3 separate regions of the Homo sapiens genome follow, and regions 2 and 3 are each linked to region 1. Evidence: chromatin contacts called from ENCODE Hi-C or POLR2A ChIA-PET data. All regions are on one chromosome and are shown on one strand. The core of a region is the stretch at or near the end of the contact, and the rest is flanking DNA. Distances in the headings are between cores, read along the strand shown.

Region 1 (2,879 bases), core at 103-2,602:
CTGAGTTAGATATATTATTTCTCTCAGTAAGGTTTGCTCTGGCCAGAGACGTTCATTTCTGGTTTGATCCACTCTGGATTGACCCATAATAGAATTATTACAAGACAGTATTTTCAAGTGTTTGGAGAGTATCTGCTGAACCCCAATACCGCTCAGCATACATCTGCATACTAGAGGCTCACAGTTAAATCCTCACTTATTTCTACTTATTCGTCAGTGGGGGGGAAGAAATCAGAAAAAGAGGAAAAGAAAATCATAAACAGCCCCCAATGCCAGGCAGCCTGGCACGCAGCAGATGCCCTCAAATCTGGTGAAGGAATAAACGCAGTTTCCTACTCCTTTCGCCGAATGCAATTCAGAAAAGCATTACAGAGCACAACTCCTTCCAGGCTGGAAACGCTGCCAGAAAGCAGCTCTCGCTTCACCTCTGCCGGGGGACTCCGCCCTCTCCCCCAGCGCTCCAAGCGGAGACCGCAGGTCAGCAAGAACTGAAAACGCGTCTACTGGGCCAGGTCTCATGTTTATCTTATTTCCCCCTCACTCCACAGCACTCACTCCCCAGCTATTAAAACAGAGAAGAAAAAAAAGGAAAGAAAGATGGTAAGAATAAGACAGTAGGGTTAGGATCGGGGAGAGGGGCTTCAGCAAAAAACAGTTGCATCGCTCAGCCCCGGAAACTCATCCCGTCATCCCCAGACTCTCTCTCGGGAACTGGGCCCTACTTCAGAGATCCAGAAACAAAAATTGTAGCGTCGAGATGGTTAGGGCCGAGTCTACTTCTTTCGCCGGTTGGGCCTCAGAGCCCCAAGGCCGCCCTGCTATACTGCGCGACTGCACCGCGGGCCAGAGCGCGCCCCTAGCTCGAGGCTGCCAGCGGACACCGGGAAACTGAGCGGCCTGCGGGTCCAGACATCTGAGGAACGCCGCGCTCAGGCCCGTGCCTGCAGCCCGGTCCGCAGAGGGGGGGGGCCGCTCCCCCCGGTCGCCCAGTCGGGTCGCGCCGGTCCTTTCTCAGGGTGACCGCGTTCCTTCCGCCCAGAGAGGGCAAAGAGTCCCGCTCCCTCGTGTGCATCTCCCGCCCGCGCTCCGGAGCGCCCCCTAGGAAGAAAGCCCGAGCGGCGGCCACGCCTCGGTGGCGATTTTATTAGCGCTTGGTTGGGGTGGCCCGGCTGCCTGCGAGCGGGGTTTCCCCGCCCCTCCCCCCTTCCCCTCCCCCCAGGCGGCCGGAACCTCCCTGCGGAGCGGAGTGATACCGGCGGCGGCGTAGAGCGCGGTGCGGCCGAGGGGCGCCCGGGACTGCGCGGGGCGGGCGGCGGCGGAGGGAGGAGGGGAGAGAGGCGGGGCCGGGGCGGGTTGTTGTGAGGCGACTGCGCTACTGCCGGAGCGGGGCGGTTATGGCGGCTCCATATTAACAGCCTCCTCCTCCTCCGCCGCCGCCGCCGTCTCCTCCTCCTCCTCCTTTCCCTCCCGCCCGCGCTCTAAGCCATCTCCGCCTTCACCCTGACGCCTGCCTCTTCCCCTCACCTTTCCCCCTCCCCTGTTCTACCATGCCCGGCATGATGGAGAAAGGGCCCGAGTTACTGGGGAAGAACCGATCGGCCAACGGCAGCGCCAAGAGCCCGGCAGGCGGCGGCGGCAGCGGCGCCTCGTCCACCAACGGCGGGCTGCACTACTCAGAGCCCGAGAGCGGCTGCAGCAGCGACGACGAGCACGGTGGTAGCCTCGAACTCCTCCCCGCCAGCCCGCCTGCCCCCCTCCCTCTTCCCCTCCCCCAGCCCCCTCCCCTCGCCGCTCTCCCGCCCTCCCTCCCCTCAGAGCCTGGGCGCTGCGGTAGCCTCGAACTCCCGGTGCAGTGCAGCAGCACCCCCGCGACCCCCCGTCCCTCCGCCCTCGACCAATCCTCCGCCTTTGCCCCCCCCCGCTCCCCGCCCCCAATCCGCTGCCATCTCCCGGAGTGCCCCGAGTTGATATCTTCCCATCCACCCGCCGCTTCTTTCCTCCATCTAGCGATTTTTATTTTTTAAGTGTCTCTTCCTTTTTCTTTCTTTTCTTCTTTTTTATTTTTTATATATATTTTTTGGCATTGCTTTGCAGATGTTGGGATGAGAGTCGGAGCCGAATACCAAGCTCGGATCCCTGAATTTGATCCAGGTAGATATATTTGCTTAAGCAAAATCTCATATCCCCTTTCCTGGGCTTGGTTTGGGGTGGACGGGCTAGGAGTCCGGGCATGGGGCCGGGAGGGGATGCGGGGTTGGGCTGGGCAGGCATCCGTGGCGGGGAGGCTGTCAGGCTTGGCCGGGCTGTGACACTGGGCGTGTGGGCAGATGTGTGCACTGCAAGGTTAACATGGTTCCCTTCGGAGGCCACTTGCCCGCTGGGGGCATCGCCTTCCTAGCCCTTGAGCCTGGGGCAGGGTCGGGGTGAGCAGAGGGAGACGGCCCTTGGCGGAGTCCAGGGTCCGAGGCCGCGGGCTGGAGGAGCAGGCGTGCGGACTGTATGGACGAACCGTGCAAATGTCAATTGCCACCTCGCTCGCCCCGGCGCCGAGGGCCGCGCTCTGTCGGGCGGGTGGCAGAGGCCAGGGCGGCTGTCACCGGCCGGGGAAGCCAAGGGCGAGCCCTGCCGACCTGTGCGCAGCCGGGATTGTCTCTTTTCTTTCTTTTTGGCTAGGTGGTGTAGCTTTGGTCGCGGCAGCTCTGCGGAGTGCAGGAGCCGCGGAGAGAAAGGGGTGGGGGAAGGGGGTGGGGAGACGCCAGCGGCAGGCACACCTCGCTCGCCAGCCAGCTCTGGGAAGTTAGACCACAGGACAGTGGCTGCAGCTGCCAAGGAGACATTTTCTCCCCGACCAGCCAGGTTCCAGCGTCCTCTGCCAACCC
Region 2 (2,879 bases), core at 100-2,599, 380 kb after region 1:
ACTAGTTGCAAGGCCAGGCCTCCAGAGCTTTTGACTGACCAGCTTCAAGTTTGGGTTCCCATGGCCCCCTCTTTGGGTTTGATTAATTTGCTGGAGCGGCTCACAGAACTCAGGGAAACACTTATTACATTTACTGGTTTATTACAAAGGATATCGCAGAGGATACAAACGAAGAGGCATGTAAGGCGGGGTATCAGGGAAGGAGTGTGGAGCTGCCATGCCCTCCCTGGGCGCTACACTCCAGGAACCTCCCTGTGTTCAGCTATCCGGATAAAAGCTCCCTGAACCCTGTCCTCTTGAGCTTTTATGGAAGCTTCTTGACATCAGCATTCTTTCCCCCAGGGCATAGGGTGGGACCCTTGCATGGGAGAGTCTTAAAATCCACAATCAGAAAGGCGAGGGAATGTTAGAGTGAAAAGAGCTAGGGAGAAGGTCAGAGGCTGCCCCTGAGGCCTAATGCACCCAACATTCTAACAAAAGACTGAAACAAGGGCTATGGGAGTTATGAGCCAGGAACCCTCTTGGACGAAAACCAATCTATTTCATAACACCACACTGGGTGTCCCTATGTTGCCCAGGCTGGTCTCAAACTGGCCTCAAGCAATCCTCCCGCCTTGGTGTCCCAAAGTGTGGGGATTACAGGCATTAGCCACGGAACTCAACCCATCAAAGTGTTTGTTTTTGTTTTGTTTTGTTTTCGAGACATAGTCTCACTCTGTCACTCAGGCTGGAGTGCAGTGGTGCGATCTCGGCTCACAGCAACCTCTGCCTCCCGGGTTCAAGAGATTCTCCTGCCTCAACCTCCTGAGTAGCTGGAATTACAGGCATGCACCACCATGCCTGGCTAAATTTTGTATTTTTAGTAGAGATGGGGCTTCACCATATTGGTCAGACTGGTCTCGAACTCCTGACCTCGTGATCCATCCACCTCGGCCTCCCAAAGTGCTGGGATTACAGGCGTGAGCCACCACACCCAGCCTCTCAAAGTGTTTTAAATTCAGTTAATAAACCACTTATTCCCTGGAAACAGCTCCTGTCATGGCACAGCCCACTTCAGGAAAAGTTGTACCAGGCAGCCTGTGAGAACATTTTCAATAGAAATGAGTGGACCAGGAACAAATTTTATTCCTACTCAATGGCTGTGTTTTCTTTGGCAGAAGCTAGACCAAGTTTCACATCACAGTTGAGAGGAGACGTGCATAGGAACTGCGTCATCTGGTTCCACACTCGCTCCAGTGATGTTTGAGCCCCAGCATAGATCAGCATGCCAGGAAGCAGCCCACCGGACCCACCCCTGATCATGGCACTGGACATTGTTTTCCGTGCTTTTCTCAGGCTGGTTTCTGCCTGTCCCAACCCTGGCCATGGCTGACAAGGGGCCCAGGGACACTGGAGCAGAGAGACCTGCTGGTCCTTGGGGTTTCTTGCAAGGTAGGACTCTACATCCTCCCTTGGGAACTAATTGATCTGTCAGTAAAATGTAAACTTCTGACTCCATGGGTCTGTGAATCAGCTGCCTCTAAAGGGAAATATCCCAGGAGTGATGAAAACTTGAAGATCGAGGATTGGATATAAGCTCAGAGGTGAAGGAGGGAAATTCCTCGGGTCAACTTTAGCGGACTGATCCACGGGGTCTGCCAAGAGACAGGAGCTCGAGGGTTAAACCCAAGCACTCGGGAGTCAGATGTATGAATCTGAATCTCAGCCTCTCGGCTTGCTGTGTAATCTCAGGCAAGTGACTTTTCTGTTCTGTAAATCAGGCTGATAGCGGGGGAACCTCTCTCACAGGGCTGCTACAAAGATTGCATGAGATTTTGCTCAACAAATATTAGCTGTTGGCTCCAGAGTTTAATACCTCTGATCACTACAAGCTTTGAAGGCAAGATAAAATAACTTCAACATGTGAGTACCAGGAGGCCTTGGTGAAAAGCAAGCCTGCCGGGAGATAATGCCTGGCTGGGTCAGGATTCTTGGTGCTTATTGACCACTGGGCACTTCAGAGCAGAACTCATCAAAGCCTCTGTATTGGGACAAGGGCTAGGGTGGAGGGGAGGATTGGGAAGGGAGAGGGGAGACTGTCCTTCTTTCTACTAAAAGTTACTGGCAAGAGAATGGGAATTAACCAGGCCTGGAAAAGTAATTTAGGTATTAGAACTTTGAACTCTTTTTTTAAAAACAAAAGACAAAAACAGCTTTATTGGGATATAATTGACAAATAAAAATTGTGTATATTTAAGGTGTACAACTTGATGTTTTGATATATGTACACATTATGACATGATCACTACCATCAAGCTAATTCACATATCCATCACCTCATACAGTCACTATTTTCTTCTTTGTGTGTGTGAGAGATGAGAACACTTAAGATCTATCCTCAGCCGGATGTGGTGGCTCACGTCTATAATCCCAGCACTTTGGGAGGCTGAGGCAGGCGAATCACGAGGTCAAGAGATTGAGACCATCCTGGCCAACATGGTGAAACCCCATCTCTACTAAAAATACAAAAATTAGCTTGGCGTGGTGGCGCGTGCCTGTAGTCCTAGCTACTCGGAAGGCTGAGCCAGGAGAATCGCTTGAACCGGGGAGGCGGAGGTTGCAGTGAGCTGAGATCGCACCACTGCACTCCAGCCTGATGACAGAGTGAGACTCCATCTCAAAAAAAAAAACTATCCTCTTAGTAAATTTCCAGTATATAATACAGAATTGTTAACTATAGTCCCACGCTATACATTAGATCTCCACAACTTATTCATATTGCATAACTGAAACTTTGTACCCTTTGACCAACATGTCCCCATTTTCCCGCCCCTGAGCTGCTGGCAACAGCAATTCTACTCTCTGCTTCTATGAGTTCAACTTTTTTAGATTTCACATAT
Region 3 (2,879 bases), core at 267-2,766, 350 kb after region 1:
TCACCCAACTATGAGTTCAATAAATATTTGTTGAATGGAATTGAGGGAAGCCCCAAAGGGAGAAGGAGGTGCTGGAAGCCCTACTAGAATCCGGACTGAAATCAGGGCCAAATCTCACAGTCCAGCACAATGGGCAGCACAGAGGAAACATTTGATATATGTCTGCTAATGTAATTAGCTAGTGAGATAGGGGCTGGGGCAAAGACAGTGTTGAACTAACTAGTTCACCAATTTGCTCTAGTCTTGGCTTTATCTGTGTAAGGGTAACTGATGCAAAGCAATAAATTACTTAAATATGATTTAAAAAATCTCCCTGTTCCATTGCTGTTACTTTATGAGCTTTCCAAGCATTCCTTATTATTTAGGTTTATTAAACATCATTAATCTTTTGGAATGGGTACTGTTTTGTAGAAATCTTTACATTCAATAACCTCCAAAGATGTCTCACATGCTTAAAAAAGACAATAGGCATGAGAGTTAGACGAAGAAGTGCATGAAATAGCTAATTCATTCATCAAATGTCTTGAGCATTGCCATGTGCCAGGCTCTGAGGATTCACTAGTGAGCAGAACAAATGTGGCCCCCATACCACAGAGCTACACATGAACATAATAGAAACATAATTACAATCTGGAACTAGATCCCAATAGGGACACAAGCCAGGGAGGGGGCACCTAATTCAGTTTAGGAGGACAGGGAAGTGCTCTTTAAGGAATGACATGAAGTGAAACCTACGTAAGAAAAGGCAACAAATACAGAGACTGTTTTCCGCAGAGGGATCAGCATATAAGACCATGAAGAAGAAAGAAATCTGGTACATTTTAGGAACTTTGCAAAGTGGGGACAAAAAGAGCTGGGTAAGGCAGGGCCTTGTAGTTAAATCCCTGGTCTGGTGTTGATCATAAGGGGAAGGGTCACGTAGAGCTGGCAATGAAAGGCTCCCACAGCCTTTCTGCATTCTCTGCTAACAGAAGTTAGCAACACGGCCCAGTGATTTTTAGTATACATTAAATGCAGCTCTACGTACATCATCCCATGCAGGCCTTGTACGGCATGTGTGGGGGCAGCTGTTCGTTTCCTCTGCAGCTTCCATCTCCATTTTTCCTCCCCAGGAGACCCCTGGTCATGTTCAGGTGGAGCCTCCCGTCCTCTGCTGTCACGTGCTTCAAGGGACACAGACCCTGTTCCTGGGTCCACAGGGGTGGTTCCTGATAGGCGAAGGGTATTAGTAAATGGCATTTCTCCGGGGAATCTTTTTGGGCTAGGGTGAGCACAGGATCTAAAATAGCCCAATCAGACTGAAGACAGAAGCTCAGATTCCATGGCTGGGAAAGTGTCCTTTCTCTCCCTTCCACTGTGCCAGTTACTCACAGTTATCTCTCATCCAAGGAAAGAACCTTCAACCCTCAGGTGAAGCCAACGCCAAGCACAGCAGAGCAGAGAGGTAGAAAGCACCTGGGCTCTCAGTAAAATGGTGGAGCTGCTGAGTCGACCCACCCCAAGGCCTGCCCTTCGTCGCTTACACTTCCTTATTGGTTGAGATCTTGCATTTGCTCCTCCCTTTGGTTCTTTGACACCACAATCGTAGCTCCCGCAACTCTCTGGTAAATCCCTTTCTGTCTCCTTTACTGGGTCCCCCCACACCTTCTAGTTTCTAAATGTGATTTTTAAATAAAAGTTTCTAAACGAAGTTACCTCTGAACATCTCTCCACTTTCTCTCAGGGAGATCTCAGCCACTCCCATGGCTTCCTTCTTTATTTAAAGGTCTGTTCGCCAAATGTTCACATTTCCTTACAACATCTCCAAGTGATGGTCCAGCTTTAATACTTCCAGTAAACTCACTGATAATGCAAATACATTCCAAATTGATATAGTTTCTCTTTAGAGTCAGCGGCTACTCCTGATTTCCCAACTTCAGAAGTAGTTGCTTAAAATGTATGCAAAAGAGCCAGAGGGTGTCTTGCGGAACCCAAGAACAGGAAGTGCATCTAGAAATCTGACCGCCTACGGGCACCCGGGCAGCTGCTCCTAAGCTCTCACTCAGAAGCCATCTCTGCATGGGCTTCCTTCTTCTCCGTTTTGCAGCCTGGCATCTTCATGTGGAAGCATGAGGCCAGCAACAGGTCACCAGCTGGCCCAATCACATCTTCAGCCTCCGAGAGAGATTGAGAGAGACAGAGAGAGAGAGAGAGAGAGAGAGAGAGATCTTTCTTTGCTTTAGTCCCAAGCTGAGGAAGAGTTCCGATTGACCCATCTTGGGTCCGGCGTCCCTAGACAAAGGCTGTGCATTTACACAGTGACCTCCACAACAGCCGTGGAGAGATGAGGGAGCAATGGATGCTTCCCAGGAGGGAAGGGTCCATTCCCAGAAAGGGAGGGAGGGCCAGGCTGCAAAAACAATGGGGACCCAGTACGAACAGGACAGAGGACCTTCCCTGTGAGTGAGGAGACAGCTCTCAGAGAAAGGAGTTATTAATGGTACAGGCAGAAGTTCCATGATTTCACCCAGGTCAGAGACCTTGGAGCCATTTTTGACTCCCTCTGTCAGACTCCCTCTGTCACTGTCCACCCACTTCCCTGATGTCCAATAAGACACTAACTCCTAGTACTTCTTTCTTTCTTGCTTGCTTTTTTTTTTTTTTTCTGAGACAGAAACAGTTTCACTTTTGCTGCCCAGGCTGGAATGCAATGGCACCATCTTGGCTTACTGCAACCTCTGCCTCCCAGGTTCGATTCTCCTGCCTTAGCCTCCCGAGTAGCTGGGATTACAGGCGCATGCCACCAGGCTCAGCTAATTTTTGTATTTTTAGTAGAGAGGGGGTTTCGCCATGTTGGCTAGGCTGGTCTTGAACTCCTGACCTCAGGTGATCCTCCTGCC

What was found. Hi-C counts contacts between places; a loop is a spot of excess contacts on that map. ChIA-PET counts read pairs that join two places held with the same protein, here RNA polymerase II (POLR2A). Pooled maps may share reads with other maps.
Region 2: a map of endothelial cell of umbilical vein shows a loop between it and region 1 (8-fold over the local background). The contact joins the promoter of NTRAS here to the promoter of RCOR3 in region 1. A Hi-C loop is called at or near these places in 3 of 168 maps with a recorded cell type or tissue (HCT116, ascending aorta and endothelial cell of umbilical vein) and 11 of 50 pooled maps. POLR2A ChIA-PET finds 5 or more read pairs at or near these places in 4 of 52 experiments (H1, MCF 10A, Panc1 and 1 more).
Region 3: a loop to region 1 is called in a map with no recorded cell type, with 10 times the contacts of the local background. The contact joins the enhancer-like site here to the promoter of RCOR3 in region 1. A Hi-C loop is called at or near these places in 1 of 37 single-sample maps with no recorded cell type and 3 of 50 pooled maps. POLR2A ChIA-PET finds 5 or more read pairs at or near these places in 3 of 52 experiments (H1, MCF 10A and activated T-cell).

The regions. Positions count from the first base shown.
Region 1 is chr1:211,258,014-211,260,892 of GRCh38, forward strand. RCOR3 (REST corepressor 3) reads left to right here and starts at 1,353. Exons shown (of 12, transcript NM_001136223.3): 1 at 1,353-1,713; 2 at 2,095-2,151. The coding sequence starts at 1,548. It overlaps LOC105372902 (a long non-coding RNA gene), which reads right to left and starts at 1,179. Exons shown (of 2, transcript XR_922552.3): 1 at 723-1,179; 2 at 1-562. RefSeq lists enhancers at 172-291, 566-1,067, 1,570-2,069 and silencers at 772-1,561, 1,632-1,931.
Region 2 is chr1:211,638,459-211,641,337 of GRCh38, forward strand. NTRAS (non-coding transcript regulating alternative splicing) reads left to right here and starts at 1,350. Exons shown (of 3, transcript NR_131925.1): 1 at 1,350-1,431; 2 at 1,761-1,902.
Region 3 is chr1:211,605,080-211,607,958 of GRCh38, forward strand. It overlaps LOC105372903 (a long non-coding RNA gene), which reads right to left. Exons shown (of 2, transcript XR_001738450.2): 2 at 1-2,154. Among named protein-coding and RNA genes, the nearest start is that of SLC30A1, 27 kb to the left of the region's middle. Within about 2 kb of position 1,517, at least 10 of the 41 ENCODE cell types and tissues checked have a DNase peak (open chromatin) inside an H3K27ac peak, as active enhancers do.